Regions from separate parts of the Mus musculus genome. Here regions 2 and 3 are each linked to region 1. A link is a loop called in an ENCODE intact Hi-C map of the cell type or tissue named here. Cell type or tissue: left cerebral cortex. All regions are shown on one strand. Links, peaks and the distances in the headings refer to the core of each region. The heading gives the core; the rest is flanking DNA. Region 1 has its middle 16 kb from the start of Plxnd1. Region 2 holds the start of Tmcc1 (transmembrane and coiled coil domains 1). Region 3 holds the start of Washc2 (WASH complex subunit 2`).

Evidence for each region. Hi-C counts contacts between places; a loop is a spot of excess contacts. Peaks named below come from ENCODE experiments on the same cell type or tissue, not always from the same donor. Only the 100,000 strongest peaks of a DNase experiment are listed, where the experiment ranks them.
Region 2: it touches region 1 in a loop (3-fold over the local background); 7 of 42 quality-filtered maps call a loop at or near these places.
Region 3: it touches region 1 in a loop (4-fold over the local background); 7 of 42 quality-filtered maps call a loop at or near these places.

Annotation. Positions count from the first base shown.
Region 1 is chr6:116,005,597-116,015,531 of GRCm38, forward strand. No RefSeq gene overlaps it. Among named protein-coding and RNA genes, the nearest start is that of Plxnd1, 16 kb to the left of the region's middle. In left cerebral cortex, for the core only: a CTCF peak has its summit at 5,136 (motif pointing right); a DNase peak (open chromatin) is centred at 5,142.
Region 2 is chr6:116,187,885-116,197,819 of GRCm38, forward strand. Tmcc1 (transmembrane and coiled coil domains 1) reads right to left here and starts at 5,490. Exons shown (of 6, transcript NM_177412.1): 1 at 5,374-5,490. It also overlaps the pseudogene Gm8213. In left cerebral cortex, for the core only: no CTCF peak of the experiment used is centred there; a DNase peak (open chromatin) is centred at 5,671; H3K4me3 peaks cover 3,215 bases; H3K27ac peaks cover 1,286 bases.
Region 3 is chr6:116,203,785-116,213,719 of GRCm38, forward strand. It overlaps Washc2 (WASH complex subunit 2`), which reads left to right and starts at 4,249. Exons shown (of 31, transcript NM_026585.3): 1 at 4,249-4,343; 2 at 4,423-4,545; 3 at 5,170-5,334. The coding sequence starts at 4,423. It overlaps 9530062K07Rik (RIKEN cDNA 9530062K07 gene), which reads right to left and starts at 4,209. Exons shown (of 4, transcript NR_131013.1): 1 at 4,118-4,209; 2 at 3,370-3,473. In left cerebral cortex, for the core only: no CTCF peak of the experiment used is centred there; a DNase peak (open chromatin) is centred at 4,260; H3K4me3 peaks cover 1,874 bases; H3K27ac peaks cover 1,373 bases.

The sequences.
Region 1 (9,935 bases), core at 2,865-7,864:
GGGAAGATGCTGCCATTTATCTGTAAACTGTTGGGCAGTTTGGGAGGGCTTCCTGGGAGAGGCGGCCGGCTGTCTCAACACATAGGAGCTCCTTCAGGGATTTGTTCAGGGAAGCAGTTAGCAAGTGCCACGCCGAGGGGAGGGAGAAGAGCACAAGTCCCCTCACCCTTCAGCCCCACACTGCCTGGACCGCCCTCCTGCCTTGTCTGTCCTAACCTCCTCCGCAGGCCGGAAGGAAGCTGAGGTGGGAATCTAGCCCCACAGTTCCCAAATGAGGAGAAACTGCTTGCAAGGAAAAAAAAAAATAACATTAATCCCATTGTCTCCGCTCCCAGATCCTGCTTGAAAAACAAAAACAAACTCAAACTGCAGCTGGGATGGTTTTCTCTGGCAAAGGACGAGGCTTGCCTAGGAGGTGGCTCTGTGGCCATGCCAGCTTACCCTGGGTGAGGCGAGTGGGCACCAAGTGTTGCCCCTAGATCCTGGCCAGTCCGTACCCTCATTCCAGGCCTGCCAGGTAGCCTGACTCTAACTACATCCCTGGGTCTCTAGAGAAGGGGTTCAAGCAGGGTCACCCTGTCTAGCACAGTGCTCACTTGGGGGCTGCCACGCCTGTCTTCTAGCCCTTTTCCCTTATTTCCCAGTGTGAGGCATGTTCAAATCTCCTACTCCAGCCATTCCTAATGGAAGACAAAGGAGACCAGAAGGTGCTACAGTGACAGGGGACAGAACAGGAGGCACAACCCAAGGGACATTTGACACCCCCCTCCCCCCACCAGCTCTAGGCACCTCAAGTGGCCTCCAGCTCTTGTTTGGGCTTGGTACCATGTTCCATGGCACCAGTACACACACATGTGAACACACACGCACACACACACACACTGTGAGCTCCTCTGTTCAATCCTCAGCAGGTGCTGGTTCATCTGGACCAGTTCTGGACCTGCCTAGCCATCTGAGGTCACTCCAGGGAGACAGAGGCCTGCCACTATCCAGCAGGCACGAGGGATTGCACTAGGAGAGCCAAAACAAGTGCCAAGTGTACAGGTGGGAAGCCAGTGGACTGGCCACGGAGTCCCAAGGTGCTGTGAGCCTTCTTCCTGCCACACCCAGCAGCCCTGCTTGGTGGCAGAGGGGTTCTGTATCTTCCCACAGAGATCCATGCTCAGAGAAGACCCTGCCGCCCAGGGTTCTGTGCTGGCAGCCCTGGAAGTTGCCCCCTCCTTTCCCTTCCCTCCAAGGCTGACCTCAGCAGCCCCAGCTGGGCTTTTCCCAGAGCCGAGGCAGGAAACACAGGCCCTGAGTGTTTGTTCAGGCCGGGCAGGGCTCCGGGCAGGCGAGGTGGAAATAGCCACAAGATGTTTGTCCAAGTGGGAGTCAGGTTCCCCACAAGGGAGGAAGAAGGAGGGCCGGAGGAACTGGCCGAGTCAGCACACTAGACCTATCCTTGCCTCCCTCACCCGTGGAGGCAGACTGCACACAGTAGGCGCTTGCTGAATGCAGAATGCAAGTTAGCAAGCTGGCATCTCCCTCAGGCAGAGCTTGGGGTTGAGCCTAAGACCCGCAGCGCCACTCCCTCATGTCCAGCTGAGCACGCAGCTCACAGCTCCTGCAAGCAGCCATTTGCGGCCCTAGAGTGGGGTACTCTTTCTTGGGCTCTACCCCCATCCCCTTCCCCCTACCTCTCCCTTTCTCCCTCTCCTAGCCAAAGCCCCTGCCTCTCTCAGACAAAGCAGTGTGTGACTGGCTCAATTGTGACATTGCAATTCAGCGTCTTGGAGAGTGACTGCATCTGGGGACAAGCCATTACAGAGGTGGTTAGGGCTGTGAGAAGGTGGCCTTCTGCATGCCTGGGAGAGGGCTTGGAAAGAAAACTGGGGCACCTTGACCTTGGGCTTCATTCAGTTCTGCCTCTAGAACTGAAGAAACAACGCATTACTGCTGGAGAGCCACCCAGGCAGCCATGACAAGACACACACACACACACACACACACACACACACACACACACACACATCCGCAGGTCACTCCCCCCCACCCCACCCCCCGGCCCCCGCACATCCCCCTGGCATCTCTGCCTTAAGCTCCTCTGACACCATCCCTTTGCTCTCCGCTCTGGCAGCACACCTGCCCCTCCTCCAGCCCCCACCCAGGACCCATTACCCTATCACTCTGCTCTACTTACTCCAGACCTCCCCAGGCTGCTGCCTGGCTCTGGACTCTGCTCAAACGTCCCCTTTAAAGAGGCCCTCCTTGACCAAAGTGTCGCTGGGGTTTTTTTCCTACTGGATGGTGCCCCTAGGCCTGGCACACAGTAGGTGCAGCCAAGATTTGCCTCCCATCCACAGGGCGGAATCCCCAGGTGTCAGCGGTAGAACTGGGCTAGAATTCTAGTTTAGCCAGGAGGCCCCCTGCTGGCCAGGCTTGTCCAACACACCTAGTGGTTCGCTGCTATTCTCCTGCCTCTCTCCTAGGAATTCTTCAAAAGACCCCCTGTCTAGGAGGGAGGCTGGAAACAAAGCAGGCAGGGGCAGGCCAGACCAGGCCTCCTGGGCTGATGGAAACTCATATCCTTGCATCATGAGCTGGCCTGAGAATTCCCTCCTGGCTGGCAAGGAGCACGCAGGAAATCAGTGGGCTTCTAGGAGGGAGAGCCTCTGGGTTTGTGAGAAGTCGGGACTCTGGCAAGCCTGGCCTGGTACACACCCGTTATCCTAGCACTTAGGTGAGGGCGAGAAAGCATCGGGCGGCCAGGGTCATCCTTGAATACACAGCAGGTTCAGGACAGCCACAGGACAACCTGTTGCCTGACTCAAACCAAATCAAAGTGTGGTGTGGCAGAGCTGGTACGGTGGCTCAGCAGTTAACATCTACACTCCAGCTGAACAGGACCAGAGTTCAGATCCCAGCACCCACAGCAGGTGGCTCACAATCACCTATCACTCCAGCTCCAGGGAAATCCAAGGCATTTTTCTGGCTTCTGCAGGCACCTGAAAGCATAGGGTGTACACACAGAGACACATAAGGGGGCAGTTCGTGGGGGAGTCACCTCTAGGTTCTAGCAAACCTGTGTCAAACATGGTGGGACCTCTGTTTGCTGCTAGGTGAGTGATGTGGTCTACCATTGTGGATCTGTCTCTCTTTCTCTCTCTCTCTCTCTCTCTTTTGGATTTACTTTTTTTTTTTTAAGATTTATTTATTTATATGTAAGTACACTGTAGCTGTCTTCAGACACTCCAGAAGAGGGTGCCAGATCTTGTTACAGATGGTTGTGAGCCACCATGTGGTTGCTGGGATTTGAACTCCGGACCTTCGGAAGAGCAGTCAGTGCTCTTACCCACTGAGCCATCTCACCAGCCCCTTGGATTTACTTTTATGTATGTGCTTTGTCTTCATGTATGTACATGCATCACATGAATGCCCGGTGCCCAAGGAGACCAGAAGGGAGTATTGAATGGGAACTAGAGTTACTGGGAGTTGATCTGAACCCAGGTCCTCGGAGGAGCAGTAAGGGCTCTCAATGTTTGGACCGCAGCTGCAGGCTTCCGTCTCAAAAAGTTTAGCAGTTTCTTTTTATAACAGTGGACCAGGCAGGAGAGATGACTCAGAAGGTAAAGTCTCGCTACACAAGTGTGGACATGGAGTTCAAAACCCAGGGCTGATAGAAAAGGCCCTAATCTGGGAGTGGTAGCACAGGTCTGTGAGGCCAGTGACGGGGAAGGACAGGCAGAGGTGGTGTGTCCTGGGAGTTCATGGCTAGCTAGCCTAGTTACATGGTGAAAGTTCCAAGCCAGTGCAAGACCGTCTCAAAGAAAAGGCGCCTGGGGAAGGGTTTTCCTCTGATCGCCACAAACATAGAGGCTCACATTCACACACGTGCTCATTCAGATTTAGACAACTCGGCAACCTTAAAGCTATGTGTGGGAATGGCCTGGAAATCCAGGTCAGCCCGAATGTCACAGGGTAACTGAGAAATGAGCCGGTGAGCAGACAGACAAAGGAAGCGAGCCACACAATGGGAGGAAAAGGAAGCGACTGCTCATCGGCAGGGCGGCAGGGACACCTTTCAAGCCAGGCACACCGTGGCCACGCCTTTCCAGCCCTCTTGGTGACTCATGCCCAGGGAGTCAGGCAACGAGGCAAGTGGCTGGTCAGAAGGCCTGCAACCACTGTTCTTGAATTCCAGGACTGTCCCAACCCACTGTCCCTGCTGAGCTAGGCCCTAGGGTGGACATTTTTTTTTTTTTTAAGATTTATTTATTGATTATATGTAAGTACACTGTAGCTGTCTTCAGACTCTCCAGAAGAGGGAGTCAGATCTTGTTACGGATGGTTGTGAGCCACCATGTGGTTGCTGGGATTTGAACTCCTGACCTTCGGAAGAGCAGTCGGGTGCTCTTACCCACTGAGCCATCTCACCAGCCCCCTAGGGTGGACTTAAGAGGTGCAGACCAACCAGACCATTGAGCCAACTGGTAAAGACAGCCTTGAGGTCTGCTGACTGGGGCTAGAGTCCTGGGCCTAACCCTAGTTTCCCTGTGTGAGGGAGGGAGGGAGGGAGGGAGGGAGGGGGCCTCCTGGTCCTGGGCAGCAGTGTTTGTAGCCACAGTGCTTCTTCTCTAGTTGGGGTGACTGAGGGAGCCGCTGCTCCCAGCCAGCAGGCAGGACACCAAGACTCTTGTGCTCTCCTGATTTTACTCACGTGAAGCCTCGTGTGTGTGTGTGTGTGTGTGTGTGTGTGTGTGTGTGTGGTCTATGTTTGGCTCTGTGTCAGGCATTTGGGACACAGGTGAATCACTGAGATAGTTTTTCCACTATGGTGGGAAGAGGTGGATAGAAACAGGTCAGTGGTCATAAAGATGTTTTGAGATGGGGGTCGCAGGCAGCCCAGGCTGGCCTTGAACTTCCAATGTAGCCAAAGGTGACCCGTGACCCTGATCTTCCCGTCTCTACCTCCCAAGTGCTGGGATTACAGGTATGTTCATTAAACGTTCAGTTGCAGAAATGGGAGAGTGTGCCTAGCAGGGCCCACAGGATCAAGGAACCCTGTAGGAGTGGGTTGTCGTGAACATGCTAAAGATAGTGTGGATGGTGGATCCTTGGGAGTGTCTCAGAGGGTGCAATCCCAAACATAGCCACAAGGTGGCGACGGAGACCAGGTTTGCCTTTTGTTTTTAATAATTTTCGAGAGTGATTCCTATAACTCCAGGATCTCCTTACATCAGACCCATCATATTCTAACGTTCTGCCACTCCCACTCACCAACAACATGCAAGCCTCCCCCAGTTGACACAGGCAAGTAGCATGGGTGATCTGTAGCAGATGGCTTGACAACACTTCTATCAGACTTACCAAATCCTACTCTAAAACCAGGAGTCCCCATCGCGTGTCTCATAGTGGTTTTGCCCCAGTTGGGAGGTTCTGAGACTGTCATTTAGATGTTACCTTTTTTGTTGTTGTCTTTTTTTTTTTCCAGGTTTAATTCAACTTATTAAATTTTCTTGGGCTGATTCAAACTTTAGTATTGCACATATGAATTTTAAGGGGTGGGTCTGGGGATTTAGCTCAGGGGTAGGGCAATGACTTAGCATCAACCAAGACCCTGGAGACAGCTACTCTCATTTTGGGATTTTGGAAAGGAGCCTTTGTCCATGAAAGAAAGACCTGGTGTTCTCCCTTCACATTGGATTCTCTGCATACCTACAATCCCAGAACTTGGGAGGCCGAGGCAGGAGGACCACTATGAGTGTGGCAGAGTGAAACCATACCTCAAAATTTACAGGTAAGTCAATATGGGTTTTGAAGCCCTAGAACTGTTTGTGCACGTGTGCATATGTGCATGTGTGTGTGCATGCAGGGTGTGCATGTATGAGTGGGGTATGTGTGTAGAGCCCAGGGTGTAAGGCTCTCTCTCTCTCTCTCTCTCTCTCTCTCTCTCTCTCTCTCTCTCTCTCTCTCTGTGTATAGAAGCTCAGTGCAGGCTTCTGGCTTGCTGTAGCCAAAGCCTCTCTGTACCCGTCCGTGCCCAGGGAGTCAGGCTGCTGGGCCAAGAGGCTTTGTGACCATTCTCACAGTTGAGTCTCTTTTTAATCGCTCTCCACTTTTTTTTTTTAAAGACATAGTTTCCTGAACCTGGAGCTCCATGGCTGGGCTGACTGACCATGGCTGACTGACCAGGGAGTGCCATGGAGCTCCCGTGTCTACCTCAGCATCCCTGGAATTACAGGGGGCAAAGATACAGAGTCCAGCTTTAAGTGGGTCCACCGAACCATCTCCCCAGTCTGATAACAAATCCTGGTTCCTTACCTGGCCTGATGGAACAGCAGAAATGCAAGAGTCTGAGCGTCAAACTGCCAACCACGCCCTCGGGCCTCCCATGTCATGGGAGGCAGGCAGGCAGAGCAGAACTCTTACTTGGCAGAGCAGCTTGGCTGCATCCTCAGAAGTAGACCAAGCAGGATTTGATAAGCAGTGGGCTTTTAAGTTCTACTCTTGAATGAGCACCTATTGTGTGCTGCACCTATTGTGTGCTGCACCTATTGTGTGCTGCACCTATTGTGTGCTGCACCTATTGTGTGCTGCTTTAGACGCTGGGGACAAAGCCACAAAAGACAGCATCTCAGAGCCAGTTGAGCCTTTGTGTATTTATTGGCAAGTTTTTGTCCTTTGTGGCTGGGACGTTCTTTTGTTACCACTATGGCAGAATTTTCTGACATATATAGATTTGGGGGGCCGGGGTCCAGACTCACTCGAGATCCAAGGCTGCTCAGGGAAAGCCCACATATTGACTACTTGGTCTTTTGTGGGGTCAATGACAGAGGACACATTCTGGAGTGTTGGAGAGTGACATCGATCGGTACCTGACTACCAGGTCTTCTAATAAGAAGCCTCTTATCGGGTGCTGGAGTAAGTGGCTTGTGACATGGAATTTAGCCTTCCATGAGGGAGGCAGCTACTGTCACTCATGACTTGCTGTGCCTCTTAGCAGGCTCTGTCACTCCTGACTTACTCCCTCCTGAAATGTAAGAACATTCTAGATAAGCTGGATTATGTCAAATGAAACTGGGATTTTTGTTTGTGTTTTCACACATGGTCTTACTACACAACCCAAGCTGTCCTCAAACCTGCAGTCCTCCAGAGTTGGCCCCTTAGTGCTGAGGTTACAGGCATATGCCACTCTCCCTGAGTGGCTCTTCTCCTTCCTCCCTCCCTCTCTCTCTCTTTCTCCCTCCTCCCCCACCTCTCTCTCTCCTTCTTCCTCTCCCTCAGTCCTTCCTTCCATTCTTTTCCCCCTCTGTCTCTTTCTTTCCTTTCTCCTTTTTTTTCTTTGATTTCTTTCAGAACTGGGGATCTTGAGATGGGTGTGGTCGTGTATGCCTTTAATCCAAACACTTGAGATGCAGATGCCGGCTGATCTCTGAGTTTGAGGCTAGTGAAGCCAGCCTGGTCTACACAGCAAATTACAGGACTGCCAGGGCTACACAGAGAAATTCTAACTCTAAATAAATAAGATTCAAAAAAAAAAATTGAGGGGCTGGAGAGCTACTCGGCTGGACAGTTAAGAGACACGTACTGCTCTTACAGGGGACCTGAGCTTGGTTCCCAGCACTTGAGTGGCTCACAACCAATTCTAACTCCAGCTTCAGAGAAGGAATGCTCTGGCCTCCATATGGGCACCTACACTCATATACATACCCACCTCACCTCCATCTATTTATAATTAAAAATAAAAATAAGGTCTGGAGAGATGGTTTGTTGCTTAAGAGCATGTACTGTTGTTTCAGAGAACCTGAGGTCAGTTCCCAGCACTCAGGGGATTGTAAAACCTCTTCTGGCCTCCATGACCATTGCACACACAAGCACACAACTATAATCAGTGCCTCGTGCACAAACAGAAAGACACAAACACAATTAAAAATAAAATCAAATTTAAAAATCTTTTTATTTACTTTTTTTTTTTTTTTTTTTTTGCGTCATGCTGGCTGTGGAATTTGCTATGGAGAGTAGGGTAGACTCAAACTCATAGAGAGATCTGTCTCTGCTTCCAGAATGCTGGGTTTATGAAGATGTGCCTCTATGCCTGTCTTGAAAAAAAAAATTGAATTCTAAAGCCAGATGATGCAGAAGTGGACACCTGTGATCCCAGCACAGGGAGAGGGGAGGCTGGAAGCTCAGGAGTTCAAGGCCACCCTCACTACAGAGTGAGTCCGAAGCCAGCCTGAGAGAGCTAAGGTTTCATTGTCTTTAAAACTTGTGAAATTGTTTTCTTACAGTGACTGTTACTTCCTTGTTTGCAAGGCAAGGAGGAGGAAGTTGCAAAATTTCACCTCCTTTCCTTATGGTATTCACGGGGGTGGGGGGTGGGTGGGTGGGGTGGGCAGGGCCAAAGCCTGCAGGACGCATTTTGCAACCATATTGCCCATTTGGATGACATGAAAACCTGGCTACTGGTTCCTTTTGAAAGGCTGTAATTGCCTTTAAACATATGGCTGGGTCATCTCTCGACACTTTCAATGGCTTCTCTTGTGGCCAGGTAAATAAACCTGGAGCATGGCATTCAGTGTCTAGTTTTTAATTTTTATTTATCTTTTTCAATACTGGGGATGGCCTTGTGCATCCTGGTCCGCGTCAGCCACCGAGCTACCATTCCAGCTGGCCTTTATTGCTCCTTGCAGCTTGGTTCCCGCTTGCTCAAACTCTTCATCTTGGTCCCCTCAGCCTGTGGTTTGCTGACACAGTTCCTCTAATTTACACACCCTCCTAAGCCATTTTGGCCCATCTAAACCCCAGCTCCTCAGGCTGCTGTGTAGCTCAGTGCTCAAGTGCCGGCCTAGCATGTGTGGGGCCTGGGTCTTCAGCTTCTTACATCCACTCCTAAAGGGGACAAAAACCAGACCGAGGACCACAAAGCACAGCATCATCTCTTAGCCCCGCCGCTCTGCAGCCTCCGCTGAGAGCTACTGCTCTCTCTCACCTGGTGGGAAGACCCTCCCTTCTCCCTCCCACACAGAGCTTGGGCTCCTGTCCCGATGTCAGCGCCCTGCTGCAGGCCAGTCTTGCACAGATTGCTCTGTAGCTGTGGGATCAGACGACACCAACTGCTGATATTACACTGGTCCCTGGTTTCCAGAACTACACCCCCAGGCTGGAAGAGCTCAAAGGGTCCAAACCCATTCAGATTCTGCCTCAGACAACCTCAGACATGGTCCAGCACAACCCAGCATAGGACACTGTGTAGTCTCTTTCCTCACTGTCATGGGTCTTTCTCTGTTTAAAAAAAAATATGTGTATCTGTATACATATGTGTGTGCATGTGTATGTGTGTGTGTGTGTGCGTATGTGCACGTGCATTTGCTCATGTGTGTGCCAAAGTATACACGTGTAGGTTAGAGAACAACTTTTAGAAGTTGGGTTCTCTCTCCTCTACGGTGGGTGGTCAAGCTTGTGTGGGACGCACTGGCTGAGCCATCTCACCTGTGCCCTTTCTTTATACAGAGCCAGGGGTAGTAGCAGATGCCTATAATCTAGCACTCAAGGGGCAGTTTTCTGTGTGTGCTTATATTTGCTTATGCCTTGTGTGTATCTATATTTTTATGTTTACTCATATACTCTGTGTGTATCTGCACACTTGCCATTGTGCACATGTGGCAGTCACAGGACAACATGTGGGACTTAGTGCTTTACTCCCACCACGTGTTTTCTAGGAACTCAACTCACATCATCAGCCTTAGTGGCAGGTGCCTGCACCCATGAGACCTGAGATTATCATTTTTCACTCAGACTTTTGCCACAGCTCAGAGGCTCTGAGGTGCAGTTCTGAACTTGTCTTAGGGCACTCAGCAGGCACACAGTTGGGTCCTTCACAGACAGCTGGAGTGTCTAATCTAGGATGCACAGTGAAACCCTGTCTTGAAAGTTTGACACAAGAGAAGAAACAT
Region 2 (9,935 bases), core at 3,070-8,069, 180 kb after region 1:
TCTAGGTGTTTGGAAAGATGACTACGTGGTTAAGAGCACTTAGTAGAAGACTCACATCCAACTGCCTGTAACTCTCGCTTCAGAGAATCTGATGCCTACTTCTGGCCTCCACAGGTAAATGCACTCAAATGGACATACCCAAACCCAAACACATACACATACACAAGTTTTTCTAAAAAATTATGTTTAACCTCTGTGATCTTCCTTCCAAAGCCACATTACACACCTGTCTAACTATGACAGAAACAGACAAACCCTAATTGAAAGGCATGCTACAAAAACATCTGAGCAGTCATTTCAAAAGTATAAGAAATGACTGGGAAATTATCCCAAGCAAAAGAAGAGGGGAGATGGAAAAACTACTGAGTGTAATGAGGTATCCTTGGTGGGATCTAGGGATTGGAAAGGGGCATTAGGAAAAGGGCTGGAAAGAGAGAATTTAATAATAATCTATTAATATTGATTCATTAAATGTAACAAAAGCACATTAATGTAAGATGCTGAGGCCGGGCGTGGTGGTGCACGCCTTTAATCCCAGCACTCAGGAGGCAGAGGCAGGCGGATTTCTGAGTTCGAGGCCTGCCTGGTCTACAAAGTGAGTGCTAGGACAGCCAGGGCTACACAGAGAAACCCTGTCTCAAAAAAAACCAAAAAAAAAAAACAAAAAAACAAAAAACAAAAACAAGATGCTGATAAAAGAGAAAACAGTACAAGAGAGTCAAGAATTCTCAGTTCTAGCTTCATAATACTTCTGGAAATCCAATAGTACCCTTAAAATAAGTTTAATTTTAAAGAATTAAAAAAAAAAAACACTTTGTGATGGAATATATGCCTGCTATTTTACTCAGTGGATCTGAGACACAGAAACACAGAGACAGACAGACATGTACACACAGAAGGAGACAAACACATACACAGTCACAAACACACACATACACATACACCAAAAGAAAAGCTATAAATGTTACTTGGTAGTAGAGTGCTTGCCTAGCATGCACAAGGCTCTGGGTGCGATCCCCAGAACCACAAAAGAAAAGAAAAATGCCTAAAATATGATCTTTGCTTTCATGAAGGTCTCAATGTGAAGTAGTGATAGTGCATGAAACAGAATATAAGAAAGCATTAAAGGACAGAAGTGACAGTGGAGAGACATAAAGTCTGCACCTGATCACAGCCAAAAGTCTGAGAAGTGGTAGGAGTATAAAGTGGTAGGAGTATAAAGTGGTAGGAGTATAAAGTGGTAGGAGTATAAAGTGGTAGGAGTATAAAGTGGTAGGAGTATAAAGTGGTAGGAGTATAAAGTGGTAGGAGTATAAAGTGGTAGGAGTATAAAGTGGTAGGAGTATAAAGTGGTAGGAGTTTTAAGCGAAGGCTTCAGGAAGAAGATCAAACTTGAGTTTGCATCATAACATATACTTCAGGGCACCAAAGTGAAGAAGTGATAAACAGAAACATATATAAGAACAATCCATATAGTAAAGTAACTAGAAAAAGGCAAACAGAAATGAAAAAAATAGAAAATGTAAAAACATCTCCCTTTGATAGAAAAACAAACAAAAAGCATCCCTAAAATGTAAAAAGTTGAATGGCAACACAATGGCAATGCTCAAATACTTTAAGAGCCATGTGGCAAAAATAATCATCATGCACCCATTTAACACACAAGTGACTTCTGTAAGATGTGACCAATAGTCAAGGCAAAGAAAGTGACAGCTGTTCCCTAGAGCCATAACAGGAAATACCAAGAGGGAAAGACAGGAAGCAGGTGGCCAAGTTTTTCTCAACTTTTCACAGGACCGGATACATATATTGCTACTTTTTGTCCCATGCATGTCCTTACCTACAAGTCACCTTAATATTCACAGGAAGCTATAAGCATTTATTAATGTGATGTAGACTTAATGTAACAATAGAATTAAAGTCTGAATGAAGCTAGCAATCCATCGGAATTCTCCATTTCCCACACTCTGCTAGAGATTAGGTAACTATTTTTAAAAGCAAAGGGTTTGGAGGCCTGCATATCTGCATAAAAATTCCTTTCTCCTGTTTCTTCCTCCAGTGAAGCTCGGAGTCTCCAAAAACTCTAAATGATTATATATACAAAAAATGCACACTATTTTCTGAGCAGTTTAAAGGGTTGTCAAGTACAGTTTGCACTCTATGTGAGTGATTTTTGTCCACACACCAATGTTGAAGCCTAAGCCTGGAATGAGGTACAACCACCTGCAGGTTCCCTCCCAGGTAAAAAGATCAATCTCACAGAACGAATATTGTAATAGTTACATTTATAACAGCATAGACTACCTGGAAGTCATGAATTTTTTTATCATTAAAGCTGTTCATATATAGGCTAGAAAACCACTCTGAACATTTAAAGAAAGCAACTACGTGAGAATTATTTTTTTTTAACTTGTAAGATTTTATAATAACTAGGCATGGTGGTGAACAGACAGAAGCTCTGAGCTCTTCAAGGCCAGCTTGGTCTACATAGCTCTAGAATAGCAAGGGCTACAGAGAGAAACCCTGACTCAAAAAAAAAAAAAAATCTCAGCCGGGTGTGGTGGTGCATGCCTTTAGTCCCAGCACTCGGGAGGCAGAGGCAGGCAGATTTCTGAGTTCGATGCCAGCCTGGTCTACAGAGTGAGTTCCAGGACAGCCAGAGCTATACAGAGAAACCCTGTCTCAAAAACACAAAAACAAAAAAAATTCTTTAACAAGATTTTTTACAATTGATGGGGAACAGCAATAAACTAGTGGAATATAACAGGATGAAAAGACCCAAAGGTTGGGCCAGTGAAATGGCTTAGTGAATAAAGGTGCTTACTGCTAAGCCTCCTCTGACCTCCACACACATGCCATGCTATACATGGAGTACATACATACATACATACATACAGGCACAAAAGCAAGAAGAGCATGGTGTATGGGGACTTCGATGCAAGGAACATGGTCATTTCTTCACACTTCCACCTGTCAGAAAAGCTCTTCCATCTTTCAGGCCATAATTCAAGTTCTCCCTAGCAAGGCTTCTCTCAGCAACCCTCCACCTAGCCCCTAGTTACTTGTCACACTAGTGTTTTCTTTGTTTTGTTTGTTGTTTGTTTGTTTTTATCATAATCCTCATTAGGGACCTGCAAACTTTTTCTATAGAAATCTAGTTTCAGCTTGCCCCAGGTTTCTAAGTGGCTTGTAAACCAAGATTAGTTTTACATGTTTACATGGTTGAAAGAGGAAAGGACGAGCATTTCATGATATGTGAAAATTCAAACTTCAGGGTCTAAGTTTAACTGGAAAATAGACATGCCAGTTTACTTTCTGTCTGTTGCTGCACATACTGAAACAATAACTGCATGGCTACAACAGAGGCTGTGTGCCTCAAAGCTAAAATATTTACTTTCTTCTTCACAAACAAACAAACAACAAACCCAAAGCGCTTACTGCCTGCTGTCCTCTAGTCACTGAAATGGTCATGCCTGCTTATTTGTTGTCTATGCCTCTGCTCCACACCCAGAATGCAGCTCACTGAGGCAGAAGCCTTGTTCTGTTCCTTTATTATAATCTAAAAAGAATTCTGGGCCAGAGTAAAGGCTCAGTAAATATCTGGTGAATGAGTGAATGGTTCATAAATGTTCTTGGGTTTATGCTTTCTCCTATAGAAAAGGGCTATCATTCCAGTAGAGATGAACCAAACAGTTCAAATTGCTGGTGTTCACCAACTAGTCCAAGACACTGAAACTCCAAGAGGTTTATGCTCATGAAAGACTCAACAACTGAGAGGTGACATAACACTGTCACTGTTTGTGCTTCTGTTTATCTTAAGATGCAAATACTCTGAGAAATCTCATTTCCTATACAGAGTACATGGTACTGATATCCCGTCAAGTCTTTAATAAGCGTCCATAATGACAAGATATCTAGATCATGTGCTAATGAATTTTTAATATCTAGAATTTTCCTATGGGGCTCATCAACTATCTAGTCTGTAAGCAGATGAGAATTCTTTAGAAATTAAAAGGTTACCACCCACAAACCAGAAGCAGCTTTTTAATCTTTCTCTACTAGCCAGAGAGTGGGTGTGTAAGTTCAAAAAACACAACCAATTCTGTTGGTGGAGGGCAAGGTACTGTTGATCTAAAATCCCACCTCTAAGTATCTCTGTTACGAGACACTGATAAAACTACCACCCACTCACAATTTCAGTCTCAATCTGTAAATGAAAGTTGGGGGGTAAGACCCCAGGTCCTGGAGGATTTTATATCTTACCATTTCTATTAAGGTTTTCCTCCAAGCTTTGTGACAATTTCTTTATGCAAATTCTATACACTCAAAGACAAAGGTTTAGTTTAATTTCTAAAATTTAAGATACAGGACAGGGAGAGGAACAAATCAAACTTGTGCTATATTCTAAAGTTGTTACCTGCTTTTTCAATCTTGGGGTTTTTACTGTGTTTGTTTTCTTTCTATTTTTCTTTTTTCCTTAAAAGAAAAGCCAATTTAGGAATTCCAGGGACGCATGTGCACATGGATCTTTTGACAACTATGTCAGGCTATGACAACAACCATTTTAGAAGGGGTGCATGGTAGTCGTTTTTTTTTTTTTTCCAATAAAACCTAAGCCTGGACATTGGTTATGATCTATGAAGACTAAGGTAAAACGTGACACCAGAGCACAGAGAGATATTCTCCAAGAGCTCAAGTGGGCTACCTCCAGAAGCCCCAGCAGCAGATCCAGTAGGGGAACCTCCATCAACGCTGTCCAGGGATGGAGTGGGACAGACACTGAATCACTGGACCAACACCGTCCACACTTTGGCTGAGGCTGAAATCTCAGGTTTTGTAGCGAAATGCATCTCACTGCGGGCCCCCTGCTCTCCACAAAAAGGGTTAATAAAGGGCATCCTAACCACCTAGACTCCCATCTCACCTATTCTTCGCAGGACAGCGGGTTTCCTCCTCCAAGTTAAACCACGAGTTCAAAATCAAAACAAAAGGTGCAAGACTGGTTTCAGGTGGCAAGGGCTGACTTTCGGTGGCCAACTTATGGGTACCGCAGGGCCGGACGAGGGAGGACTCTCAGACCTCGGCTAGCCAGGAGGCCTTGGGCCTGGGCGCGAGTCCTCACACGCCCCTCGCTCAGCTCTGCCCAAAGGAGAGCGGGGGAGAGTGCCCGAGCGGGGGCGGGGGCGGGGGTTGTCCCAATGACAGGCAGAAGGCCCGGAGACGCGGGGTCCGGCCGGAGGCCCGGGGCTTCGGCGCCGCCAGAGCGACCAGAGGTCCGATCCGCGCCAGGCCTCGAGGAGGCCCCGCGACCGCGACGGGCCGCGCTAAAGAGATCGCCCGTCCCCACCCACGGCCTGGGCCAGTCCTACTCACCGGTGGAGAGACGACGGACAGCCGGCGTCTCCGCCAGCGCCGCGGCTCGGTCTCCAGCGCCGGCTCCTGCAGCTGCCGCCGCCGCGCCCGGTCCATCCCCACCCCGACCACCCCCCCCTCCCGGCCCGCCCCCCGCGCCGCCTCAGCCGCTGCCGCCGCCGCCTCCGCCGCCGCTGCCACGGCCCCGGCGCGCGAGCGCGAACCAGCGCGAGGGAACGACAGCTAGAACGAGAACGCGCACCCCGTCGCCACAGCCGCCCACAACCTCCGCCTCCCGCCGACAGCGCATGCGCAAGGCGGTGCCGAGCGGGACCGCGCACGCCGTGGGGGCGTGACCCGACCCAGAGGTGTAGCCACGCCTCAGGCCCACCCCCCCACGCGGGCGCAGGTCAAGTAAGCGGAGGCGCTGCAGGTGGTGCGGCATCCTCCGCCAGAGTTTTTCCTGACCGTTCCTGCAGTTCAGACGCTGAAGCATTTCAGCATCTCGGCTCTTCGACTCCTCGGCTTGTCGTTCTTTAGCCTCTCAACCCCTCGGACCGTGGGCTCTTCAGCTTCTCGGCTCTTCCACCTCTGGACCCCACGTATCCTCAGCCCCTTTCTCTGCTTTTCGGGTGCCCTCAGAGCCTCAGTAACTCAGGCCAGCTGTCCTGCTAAACAGGCTAAAGCTAATTTCTGGGACCCACTCCTCCGAGTCGCACAATTCTCTCTACCTTGACTCCCAGGGCCTTCCAACTAGGGACTGGCTTTAGGTCAATGACAAAACCCCTAGTAGCTCATCTCTTTAATTATCGGGATGTCTCTAACTCAGTCGTCCGTCACTAAGATGGCAAAGCTTCTTCCGGTATTGGAGGATCTGTGAGTGGAAAACGGTAATAAACAGAGTCCATTGGCTCGTGAAGTTTGAAAGCTGATGGAGACCAAATGGGCGAAATGTAGTTGGGGATGATGGAGCTACAGTCCAATTTAACAATCCTTAAGTTGCAAAGAGTGCACTGGGGTGAGGACACGGCCTGGCCAGAAGGGGAGCTAAGGGGCTACTGGTCAGGGTGCTGCAGTCAGGACCTAGACTGCACGTGAAAAGAGGTAGATAAAAAAGGTTTGGGACTTCTGAGAGTTTCAGGAAGCCTTTGAGCTTTTCTTCAGCCGTGGTTGCAGGGCTAGGAACTTGATTATTATGTCTGATTTTAAATTATTATGCAGCCATGTGAAAAGTGGCCTGGGTGAGGGAGGTCATTCAGGAAGCAACTGGCAAGATGGTGAAAGCAAGGACGCAGTGTGCTCATAGAGAAAAACATTGGGAGTAAAATGGATATACATTTTGATAAATTAAAGGAAAGGTGAAGGAGAAGGAGGTGGCAGGGTTGACTCAGATTGGAGGGTGGTGAGGATGAGCTTGCACATGTAAGGGGCAGCATGAATAAAGCCACCAAGGAAAATGATCAGAAAATGAAGGCTAAGCATGTATGCCATTGTAAAAAATAATAATAATAAGCTGATTTTAAAAAATGGGTGATAAACCTAAAGATAAGACTGAAAAGAAAGAAGAAAATACAGAAAAGTCTTTGTATCCCTGAGTTAGGCAAAGATTTATTTTAAAGTCATGAACCATGACATTATTTGATAAGTTAAATTTTATCAAAATTCATGTTGTTTATAAACATTTGAGTAATTAAAAAAGCAAATTACTGATGATAAATGAACTCAGAAGTAGAGTATATCCAATGAAAGTCTTGTCTAGTCTAGGAGATGTAAGGCCTTTTCTTTCAGGGCTGAGGATTGAACTGGCCTGCTAAGTAAGTGCTAAACTACACAGTTACCTCCTCTGCCCGAAATAATAGGACAAACAACCCAATAAAACAGTAGGCAAAAAGCTTTGGTAAGTATTTCACAAGATGTAAAAATGGCCATTAACCAACAAAAGGTAACATTTTACTCATCTAGGGATTTGCAGATTCAAACTACAGTATCCACACTGTCATTTGAGTAGCTAAAATTAAAGACTGGTAACCTACCTGTTATACTTCTCTCCTTAGCCATACTTAATTTTTAAAAGCAAAAGAAAAGAAATAAAAAGCTAAATGTCTTAATGAAGAGACACCAAAACAATTCTTTTTTTTTTTTTTGAAAATGTTAGCATTTAATTAACCTCCGGTGTGGCTTTTAAGCCACCAGAACACAGGCATCTCCAACACCCTTAATCTTCTCCTCAGCTCTTCTGCTGAAGAATTTGGCCTTCACGATGACAGGTTGCTTAGGGAGCTTTCCCTTGCCCAGAACTTTGTAGTAGCCTGATCGAACAACATCAATGATGGGAGCAGCTACAGTCCTGTTTTTTGCTGCATTGACCCGCGTCTGCTCGCTGACCAATGTCCACAGTTTATCCAGGTTGACTGTTGGGCAGAAGCTCTGGTTCCTCTTCAAGTGGTAATGCCTCATACCAACTTTCCCAAAGCAACCTGGGTGATATGTGTCAAAGTTGATCCTGCGGTGATGCCTGCCTCCAGCATTCCCGCGGCCGCCTGGGTGCTTGCGGTGCTTACGGATGCGGCCGTGGCTCACGTGGCCTCGGAGTTTCCGGGTCTTCCTCAGTCCGGATGGCATGGCGGTGGCAGAAAGGGAAAAGGGACCAAAACAATTCTAAGAAAAGAAAGTATTTAATTTAGGTTTGCTTACTGTTTCCAAGGTTTAGTACCCTATCAGCAAAGCAGGTAGCAGACAGACTTCCTCCAATAAGGCCACGCCCACTTCAACAAAGACACCTCTGAATCCTTGCCAAGTAGTGCTGCTAACCCTCAAACATTTCACATGCGCAGTACCATTCAGAAACCACTGTTAGCTTGCGTTGGTGGCATATGCCTTTAATCTCAGCATTAAGAAAGCAGAGGCAAGCAGATCTTAGGGAATTTAAGGCCAGTCTAGTTTACTAGTGAGATTTTGTCTAAAAAAAAAAAAAAAGTATAGTCAAAGTTGACTAACAAATGTTATTTAATAATACTTTCTATAGGAAATAAACATGGAGAGACTAAAGACTTAAGTTGTTGCTCACATATGTCAGAACTTTCACTAAATCACTGCAAAATCTGTGAACACTACTCTGGGTAATTTTATAAGAAGATTTTGTTCGAATGTATGAATGTTTGCCTGCACATATGTATGTGCACCCTGTGCATGCCTGGTGCCTGCAGAGGCCAGAAGAGGGCATTATATTTCTTAGAACTGGACTTTAAGATATGTCAAAGACCAGCTTTGACACCTAAAGTAAACTGAGGCAGGCAGCGAGGCATGGCATCAGTGATGGGGTCAGGGCTGAAAACAGCGCTAAAAGGAGCTCATGGGTTGGTCCAGACAGCGACTGATGGAGGCTGCTGCCTGTCACAGCCAGTGATTAGAGAAACTACTCAGCTGACTTCTTTTCTCTGAGGGAACAAAGCTTCATTCACTGAGGCTGTCACTACCTATGGCCAGTGAAAGACTCTGAACTCTTTTAACTCTTAGGGTCTGGTGAAAAAGAAAAGGAGAGAAAATTCACACACACACACACACACACACACACACACACACAGAGACAGAGTGGATGAAGCAAAAGGCAGACTCCAATAACTTCATACATATATGCATGCATGCATGCATGCATGCGTGCAAACCTACAGACAGATAGATGGACAGACATGTATACTCACACACATTGAATAGATGGAGCAAAGCTCCAACAAGCAGGCTCCAAGCATTACACACACACACACACACACACATGCGCACACATTCCTGGTGGGTGGATGGAACAAAGTTCCAAAAAGCAGGCTCCAAACATTTCTCATGTACATACATACACATATACACACATACATGCTGGGTGGAGCAAGCTCTGACACACACTAACACAAGCTTTACACGTATACATATATACAGATTTGATAGATGGAACAAAGTTCCAACAACTTTATTTTTCTACCATAGTTTATATCCTTGCAAAATTTTCAAGCAATATAAAATTATGATGCGATTACATTCTATTTTCTTTCTAGTGACTGACTATGATAAAACAGTATGTTCCCCTATACCTTTAGAAGAAATAACATTATGTAGTGCAGGTAAATAAATTATTCCTAAGGACCCATGTACATTCGTAAAGAAGCAAGTTGTTATAGATCAACAAATGTGAGCAAGCAAGGTAGTTTTCGCAGCCAGCTTCTCTTACTGGCAGGCAGCAGTTTGTGGTTACAAAGAAAGGATTAACTATTTTATTATTTATCTTGGAAGAAGAGAACTAACTCCTAAAAGTTGTATCTGACCTCCCTCTACACATGCAGTCAGCTGTATGCATACACAATAATAATAATAATCAAAAAATAAAAATTGGGGGTGGGGTTGTGCTTCAGAAATGGCTTAGGGATTAAGAGCATGTGTTGCTCTTGCCGAGGATTTGAGTTTAACTCCCAACCCCATGTGGCACTTCACAACCATCTGTAACTTCAGTTCCAGGGAATCTGGCACCTTCTGACCTCTGAGGGCACTGTATGCACATGTTGCAATACATACACGCAGGCAAAACCACTCAAAGG
Region 3 (9,935 bases), core at 2,153-7,152, 200 kb after region 1:
GTCATACTGTAGATAGTTTGTGTTCTTTACCACTGAAACATATTCTAGCTCCTGTTTGTTTTTTTTTTTTTATTAATTTTCGTTTTTGTTTTTGAACTTGCCACTTATTTCTTGGCTGACCTGGGACTCAGTATATATCCTCAAGTGGTCTCAAATGTGATGTGCCCCTCCTCTATGCATGTTTCTTATCAGATAGTGAATGTGTAAACATTTTCTTCCAAACTGTGGTTGCCTTTTTATTCTCTTGATAATGTCTTTAATATCTAAAACTTGAAAAAAATTGAAACAGAATCTCTTGAGCTCAGGCTGGCCTTCAACTTAGCATGCCAACAAGGATGCCCTTGAATTCATGGTCCTCCTGTCTACCTCTCCAGTGCCAGGATTACAAGTATATGCCAACACCATACCTGGCTTATGTGGTGTGAAGGATCAATTCTAGGGTCTCATGTATGCAATGCAAACCTTCTTTGAAGTTAGCTACATCTTCATCTTCAGGCCCAATTTCTTTCTTTTTTTTCTCTTTTCTTTTCCCTTTTTTTCCCTTGAGACAGAATCTCACTATGTAGCATGGCTTTTGTGAAACCCAGTATGTAAATCATATGACAATGCTCAGAAACCGCATGAGTGTGAACATTTGTGCACATGCTGCCATAAAAGAATGATCAGACAGAGTACAAACATAGGCAGAACACACAAAAATATGACAACATATGTAAGACAGGGCTTAGAAATTGCATGTATGGGGACATTCATGTATACATTGACATGTGACCATGCATAATTCATGTCTGTGAAAATGCAATTCATGCGAACATAGGACCATGCTTAAAAACTGCATGCATCTGAACGTGCATACAGGCTGACCTGTAACAGAACTGAGAAATACAGTTGTGGATGTGAGTTGGAGGACACATTTGTACTTAGAAGAGAGCAAAGGAATACAGGTACATGTGAACCTACACATATATACCTATCTATTACAGAGCTAGGAAATACATATGTTTATAAAGCTGCATATATAGGCCTACCTATGAGAGAGGTTAGGGAGTAGGGTTAGAAGTTAGGGTTTGTTTATTGTTAGATGTTAGAGGTTAGGGTTAATTTTAGGGTTAGGGTACACGATTGGGATTCTTATAGTGGGCTAGGGTTAGGATTCTGGTTACAATTATGGATATTTTGACTTTTCTGGTTCTAATTTCCTTAAGATGTAGGATTAGGTTTAGAGTTACATGAGGTTTAGAGTAAGGAATAGGGTTTATGTTGGGGTCTAGATTATCACAGGGTTTGGTTTGTCATTGTTAGGGTCAGTATTAAGGTCATGGCCATGGTTTTAGTTTAGTTGGAGCTACGCCTAGAGTTAGTCTTACAATTACATTAGATGAAGGGGTTTGTTAGAGCTCTGAATAATATGAGCGTTGTTTTGCTGTTACATATGTTTAGGGTTAGGCTCGTGGTTTTGATTAGGGTTCAGTTTAGGATTATGTCTAAGGTTAATGTTAGGGTTAGATTTTTGGATCATGTTAGTGTAATAATTATTATTAGGGTAAGTGTGCTGGCTAGTTTTATGTCAACTTGACACAAACTAGAGTTTTCAGAGAGAAGGGAACTTCAATTTAGAAAATGACTCCATAAGATTGGGTGGTAGGCCAGCCTGTAGGGCATTTTCTTAATGGCCCATGGGGGCGGGGAGGGCTCAGCCTATTGTGAGCAGTGCCAACCCTGGACTGATGGTTTTGGTTTTTTAAGAAAGCAAGCCTAATAAACCTTGAGGAGCAAGCCAATAAACAGCACTTCTTCATGGCCTCTGCATCAGCTCCTGCCTCCAGGTTTCTATACTGCTTGGGATCCTGCCCTCACTGCTTTTGACAACCTGTTAAATGGAACTGTGAGTGAAATAAACTCTTTCCTTCCCAAGCTGCTTTTGTTCATGGTGTTTCATCACAGCAATAGTAATCCTAACTAAGACGGTAACTTAGGCTTAAGGTTATAATTAAGGGTTAGTATTTGGTTTGGGTTAGGATTAAGATGAAAAAGATTATGGTTAATTTTCTGTATAGTTTTTAGGTTAAGGTTACTTTATCACTATGGTTTAGGGTTAAGATTAGATTTAGCAATGGTTAGGACTAGGGTAGGGTTAGAATTAGGGGTAGAGTTAGTATTAGGGTTCTGGTTAGGGACTATGGTTAGGTTTAGCATTCTATTTAAGGGTTAGGATTATGTATAAAGTTTACCACTATATTTAACCATAACTAGCCCTTAACTCTAACCTTAATCCCTAACCCTTAACCTGATCCTGACCCTCAACCCTAAGCCTAACTATAATTCTAGTTCTGACCCTAACCTTTTTTTTTTTTTTTTTTTTTTTTTGAGATATCATGCCACCATGCAGCTCTGACTGGCCTGGAACTCTCTATGTAGAGAAGTTGGAGCTCAAACTCACAGATAATCTGTCTACCTCTGCCTTTCAAGTATTAGGTCTCAAGGGGTTTGCTTACCTCAAACTGTATTCTAAACTCTATTAAAACTACTCTTAAGCTAACCTTAGTCAAACACCCTTCCCTAACACTAATACTAAGCTAAGACCAGGCTGCCTTCACACAAACATGTATCAGTTTAGATATGCCTCTTCAGGGTTGGGATAAAGAAATTGTGTGCTACCATACCCAGCTGTGTAATGAATATTAAGGCTGCCCTAATCCTAATTAAACCTTCATCTGTTACGCTCACCCTAAGACTAACGCTCTCCTAACCATAATTCACAACTATCTCAGCATTAACCGTAACACTAAATCCTAACTATAACCCTTCCTTTTATGAGTTGCTTCTGAGGTAATTTTTATTATAACAATAGAAAAATAACTAAGACAGCCACCTTAACCCTAACCCCCAAAATAGCACCATAACCACAATGTTAATCATAACCCTAAATCTAATGTCTATCTATAACACCTGCTCACCCTAACAGCAACACAGATACAATCACACTAATGCTACAGAAACCAACCTGAGCCTTTACCCTGGCTTTACTAGTTCACAGCTGACTACTTGCTCATAAGCAGTTAACTCCCCATTCCCTTCTTTCCTCAATCCCTGGCCCCCACCAACCTACTTCCTCTCTCTGGATTGATCCATTCTGGATATTTCATATAAATAGAATAACCTGTGCTCATGTATATGACTGACCTCTTTCAATTGAAGTATTTCTAGGTTAATTCATGCCCTATCATATATCAGCATTTTATTTCTTTTGGTGAATTGCGTGGTTCTACAGCATTTTGTTTATCCATTCGTCACCTGATGGACATTTAGATTGCTTCTGCTTTCTGGGTATGGATCAACACTACAGTGAAAATTCTTGCAGATTTTTACCTGAGCAGGTTTTCATTTGTCTTAGTTGCATACCAAAGAGAAATCTTTAATGAGGTTTCAACGGAGGTGGCCACAAAGCAAAATCTGAAAGTTGGAAAAATAATCTGCACAGGAGAAATGATAAGATCTAAGGTGAGCACTCACCATATACCAGGCACTATCTGTTTTAACACCTATTATCGCTTCTTTTTTATTTTTATTTTTCGAGACAGAGTTTCTCTCTGTGTAGACCAGGCTGGCCTCGAACTCAGAAATCCGCCTGCCTCTGCCTCCCAAGTGCTGGGATTAAAGGTGTGCGCCACCATGCCCGGCTGTATTGCTTCTTTAATATGCAGAAGAAAGCTTATAGAAGAAGCTAAGTAACTTGTTCTCGGGCACACAAAAAGGAAAGATAAGGGGTTATTTCTAAAAGTCAGTCTGGGCAAGACCAACTCAGAAAGGGGTCTGTTCACAAGGAAGTGCTAGTGGACAGCCAGGGGAGCTTTGGATTTCGATTTCTACCCCTCCACCTCCCGGCCTTGAATCTCAGCTGAGGGTTTCAAGAATTTCAAGCGGATCCACATTGAACTGAAACCAAACCGGTTAGCAGATGTACACATTGAGGGTCACTGTGGCCCTGGGCTAGTCTCACATCACATGCATAATCAATAAAGCCGCCGCACATCCAGGAAGTCGTCCTCCGCTCTCCTTCCTCTTCAGCTCCCACCTGGTAGGCCACGGGACTCCTCAGCATGGGCCCCACTGGTACCTTCCGCCTCTTTCGCACTAGCTGGCCGCTTAAACACCTTCTCTCTGGTCAAACCCAATTACCCAGGAGCTACTAACCCATAGCTCCCGATCAGAGGCTGCGCCCCAGGTCACGTGAGGACACCATCACGTGACGTGAACCATGTGATTACCACCGCGCTGGGTGGGCAGTGTAGTAGCCACTCCCGTAGTCACTTTGGAGCTTGCTGAGTGGCGGTGTCATCGTGGTGAGGACGGCGGCCCAGGAGGGCAGGGCTGGATCCTTCGCCCCAGACTCAGCTCTTCTTTTTGTCCTTCTCGCTGTAGATGAACCGGACGAGCCCCGACTCGGAGCGGCCTCCGGCATCCGAGCCGGTGTGGGAACGGCCCTGGTCGGTGGAGGAGATCCGCCGCAGCAGTCAGAACTGGTCTCTGGCGGCTGACGCCGGTGTGAGCGGGGGACCCGGGGCCAAGGGAGGGACAGAGTTGTAGTTACCCCTCCTCGGGGACACGCTTCCTCCAGTATTCAAAGGCGCAATCTCAGACACCGGGGAGGGCGGCCCTGTGGGCTTCTACCCAGCACTCTGCCGCGCAGACGCGGGTTTCCTTCCGTGCAGTGGCTTTTCAACCTTGCCCTCCACGCCATCCTGCTGAGCAGATTCTGTTTCTGCCCTCTCCAAGGACTGCTTTGTCTCTACGGAGGCCCTTCTGTATTAGAACTGGGGCTAAATGGGGCAGCACATATTTTTGAGTAGATCTGCTCACTTCGGGACCTAAGAGCTCAGAACTTTCATACAAGTGGGATTTGGGGTGTTTTGTCACACTATGTGGTCTCTGGAGCGTGACAACCAAACAGGGCTTTAAATCCCTGTAGAAATGTGATACTGGTTTTGTGTTCTGGACAAACTTATCTGATGAGCTTTCTTAATGCTTTCCAGGGTCACCTGACCTTAGATCAACAGTATCATCCCTTTTTCTTAACATAGGGGCAAAAGGGGAGGGGTTTTTTGTTTGTTTGTTTTGCTTTAAATCACATGTAGTGTTGATACTTGTGTATGTTTCTTTTCAAAATAGCTACTACAGTTTCTACAGGAATTCTCACAGCAGACTATCTCCAGGACTCATGAAATCAAGAAGCAGGTGGATGGATTAATTCAGGAGACCAAAGCCACACATTGTCGTCTGCATAATGTGTTCAATGACTTCCTCATGCTGTCTAATACCCAGTTCATTGAGAATGTGAGTTGTTTTATGGTATCTGACTTTCGAATAATCCCTTTTGGGGAGTAAGAACTATTGTCATTTATAATGATAATAAGGTTCTCTTCTAAGTTTTGGTGGATAGATTGGTTCTTGGTAACTGAAGCTCCTTTCTCTGAAATCAGTGTCTTTTATCAGTAAAGTTCATGGGTTTTACAAACCTTTAAAAACATCTAATAATAAGGTTTGCCTCGTGCTGGTTTTTCTGTTTTTAGTTTTGAGGGCAATTACCATTTGAGCAGAGTTGTGTGCCTCTCAAAAAAGCCACTGTGCTCATTCAGTATGGTCAGCTCTAAGCCTGGCTTGGCCTCACGTGCCCCACTTTTGCCTTCAGTCCCTAGAGACTTTATGTAGGTCCATCATGTCTCCCTCAGTTGTGTAAGTGAATGCAGATGTCTGCTTTGCATTTCGTCATCTACAGTTTTCTTTTTCTTCCTTTTCTTTTTTCTCCTTCTGTTTGTTTGAGACAGGGTTTCTCTGTGTAGCCCTGACCGTCCTGGAACTCACTCTGTAGACCAGGCTGGCCCGGAACTTACAGAAATCTACTTGCCTCTGCCTCCCAAGTACTGAGATTTAAGGTGTGGGCCACTACTGTCCCGCCAGCACCAGTTTTTCAATTTGGATGAATATATGACACAGAGTCACCAGTACAAATGCTGCTGGCCTTTAACTAAAGTGTATGTGAATTTTGTTTTCATAGTGAGTTCCTGCAATCTGCTAGGAATACACAGATAAATTATCTTGGTAGAATTACAATAGAAAAGACGCAGGCATGCCTGGAGCCATCTAGCAAAGGGAAAGGAATGTATTGAGAACAGGGGGTGGGGTGGGGGGCTGTGGGGGGAGCTTAGTTCATCTGATCCAAGAATATTTTTCTGAATTAATTTGTAGAAAGGCATTGGGGGGGGGCGGTTGTATTTTTTTTTTTTTTTTTTTTTAGCAGCTCAGGATTAGTTCTGACTAGTGTAGAACTTGCTATATAGACCAGGCTGGCCTTGAATTTGGAGAGAAATTCTCACCTCTGAGGTTACAGGCTTACAGCCCTACACCCAGCAGTGAGAAGAGAATTACTCAAGTCCACAGCATCCTGAAATTATTAGATGAGGATTATTAAACAATTTCATAAATGTTTAAGATCATAACCCCGTGATTTGGGATTGTAAAAGCAGCAGAGTGCCAAGTAGGCTGTTGCTGATGCATGTTTGCATAATTTAATAGTGTGAACTGGAGTGCCATACCTCACATTCCATCTTGTTTGAGACATGGGGTTTGGTGAGGACTCTTGTTCAGTGCTGCCTGTGCCAGCCTACCTGGCTCACTGAGCTGACTAGGCCACCAATTATTTTCTTTAATGGCAATGGGTTTGAAACATAACATGAATTCAAGTAAACCCATGCAGATGGGTGTGCAAATTCTGGGATACTGGGGCTAGAAGTTGCTCAGATTTCAGGTTTTTAGGATGTAGGATCTACAGAGACCTTACAGGTTCAGCATCCCTAAGTTCAAACAGCCCCATGTCCAAACTTTTTTGAATGTCATGCCATTGTTTGGGTTTCAGAGTTTTGGATTGGCATGCTCAACCTGAGGATACTCTTTGATGTGCACAGAACCTGGCTGGTCAGCCTGAGCACTTTTCTCCCTGGAAGGATCAGTTAGGGGACTGTACTCTCCTTTGTTGATGACAGCAGCCCCCATCACTTCTCATCAAGCTGGAGTGGATAGTTTTATGTGCTGTTCTTTTTGTTTTGTTTTGTTTATAAGTTTTAAAGTTTATTTATGTCTTTTTTTTTTTTTAAGTGTAGGAGTCATGCCAGAAGATCCCTTCATAGATGGTCATGAGCCACCATGTGGTTGCTGGGAATTGAACTCAGGACCTCTGGAAGCGCAGCCAGTGCTCGTAACCATGGAGCCATCTCTCCTGCCCTTATGTGCTGCTCTTATGTGTAGTTCTTAGCGTGCGCTTTTCTTGCTATGTCAGATGCTCAGCTCTTCTTGTAGTTAATGTTGTAGCTGTAGATCAGGCAAGGAACAAATTTGGGAAGTTTTCTTTTGTACTCCATGTCCCTGTACCAGATTGGTACCAGATCACACTGTTTTCAGGCAGAGGAGGCGTGAGAAGCTTGATTTCCTGATCATAGATCTTAATTAGCTAGTCTCCCTCGTCTAGCTTTTTCGGGCAAAGTTTTCTTAAAATTTCCCATAGCTTAGGTTTTGTGAAAACTTTAAAATTGTTCTTTACGTATGTCTACTTCTGTGGATTCTGTATTTCCATTCATGTCTTTGTCCCCTTAACGAGAAGGCCTTATTCCTCTCCCAGTCTGCCATCAGGATCCTTCAGAAGTGTGTTGGTGCCACACTAAATGTAAATGCTTCCAAGATCTTTTACGATGCCACATGGCACACACAGCGTCTTCCCATTGTGGAGGAGCAGCTGATGATGTTGGGAGAATAGCTAGTCCTTCAGAAAACTGAGGGAAAAAAAATCAACTTCACAAAAATGCCTATTGCATCTGTCTGCTCACCTGTGTATGTTCTTCAAACTCTGACATTGATTCTCATGAATTCCAGTTCAGGCTAGGAGGCTGAAGCTATTTAGGTTTCTGGAAACCCATTTGAGAGATTATTTAAAGTCAGTTGGGTTTTGTTAGTCTCAGAGGCAGCCCCATAATTGCAAACTACATCTTAGAATTAGTGAAGCAAGCTGGACTTTCTAGGGCAAAAGAACAGTAAGGACTTTTGAGGGCAATAGAAGTTACACAGAATCATTAGTAAGGACTCAAGAGGGACTCCTGAAAAAGAACAGCTGTTCAGTGTTGGCCTGTGTTTTAAATTCTGAGCAGAAAGGAACCCAGTTCCTAAGGTGCCACCCCTTGCCTTTTTTGTTTTTCCCTTGAGACAGAGTTTCATTCTGCAGCAGAGGCTGACCTCAGACTCAGCAGTCCTAGTTAATGACTTGAGTTTGTTAAAAGAACACAGGAGGCTCGAGAAAAGAATGGCTCAGGTTAAATAGCACTGGCTGCTCTTCCAGAGGACCTGGGTTCAATTCTTAGCACCTACATGCAGCTCACAACTACTTGGAACTCCAGTTCTGGGGATCTAATGCCTCCCTCTGACATAAGGTACACAGATATAGATGTAGGCAAAACACCTGCCTGGATATATAAAATAGTAAAGACCATAGGAAGTTTTTAAAATCCAATTAAAGATTGTTTTAGCTTTGTGGAAAAAAATTTAAAAAGAAACTTAAATTGACTTTCCAGGATCATTCTGTTAAGTATAAAAATTATGTTTTCATCATTTCCCGAACTCAGAAATCCTCCTGCCTCTGCCTCCCAAGTGCTGGGATTAAAGGCATGGGCCACCACGCCCGGCATGGAGCTTCTTTTGCTACCAGGCTTTTTTTTCCTCTTTTTAGATTGCTCTGTATGCTCTTGTCTGCCTGATTCACCCTGAGCCTCCATGGTAGGCAGTACCCCTTGAGACAGGGTTTTACCATTTAGCCTGGTTGGTCTGGAACTTACATATTTAGACCTGGCTGGCCTTGGATTCATGGAGATCGGCTTGCCTTTGCTTCCCTGAGTGCTGGGATTAAAGGCATAGGTTTCATCTTTAGTCCTCATGGCATTTCCTAACAGTCTAGCAGGCTTACTTTTTAAAAAAAAGATTTCTTTATAACTTTGTATGTGTATGAGTATTTTGCCTGCATGTACAAATATGTTTACCACATGCATGCCTGGTGAGATAGATCTCCTAGAACTGGAGTTATAGACAATTCTGAGTGTCCATGTGGGTGCTAGGACTTGAACCCCAGTCCTCTAAAGGAGAAGTCACAAATGCTCTTAACCACTGAGCCATCTCTCCAGCCACTGAAGTCTTAATTTTGTTTTTAAAGTTTTCATCATATATGTGCATTGTATGTGATGTGTTATATGGTATTTTCATATAAGTGTGCATTACATGTTAGCAAACCTAATTTTAAAGTTTCAGAATCAGTCTTAGCATCTAGCTAAACATATCCATAGGTCTTAGCACAATCTGGATACACAGACACCCTGGATACTTAAATAACTGAATGAGAAAACATACAACTGAAAAGCTGTGTGTAACCTTAAAAATCCATCCTTATCATTTTCCCTTGCTCCTCGGGTCATGTAGCCCACTTCTCCTCCCTTTGGTATTTGCCAGTTTTATCATATACCCATCTGAATGCTCATGAAGGAAAGCTGCAGGCTCAGCCCAGGAAGGGCGAGGAAGTGACTTAGCCCCGATTAGCTGCAGTTACTGGGAACTCCACCCTCAAAGGTTTCATAGCCTTTAGGGCTTCCTAAACCAGTGGGTGTTTTAGAGGTCACCCTGGACTTAGCAGCCTATACCAAACATTTCCAATATGAGAACAACAATAAAAATACATGAACCTTTATGTGGGATTTTAAGATAGTACTGCTACTGGAGTCATTTCAAATTTGCATGGCAAGATCTCTAACCTGAAAAGGCTGACATTCTGGCTAAAGTCTAAAACCATCCATACTGAGCATTTTCCCCATCACTAAAATCTACCCCTCAAGATGTCAGCATCCAGG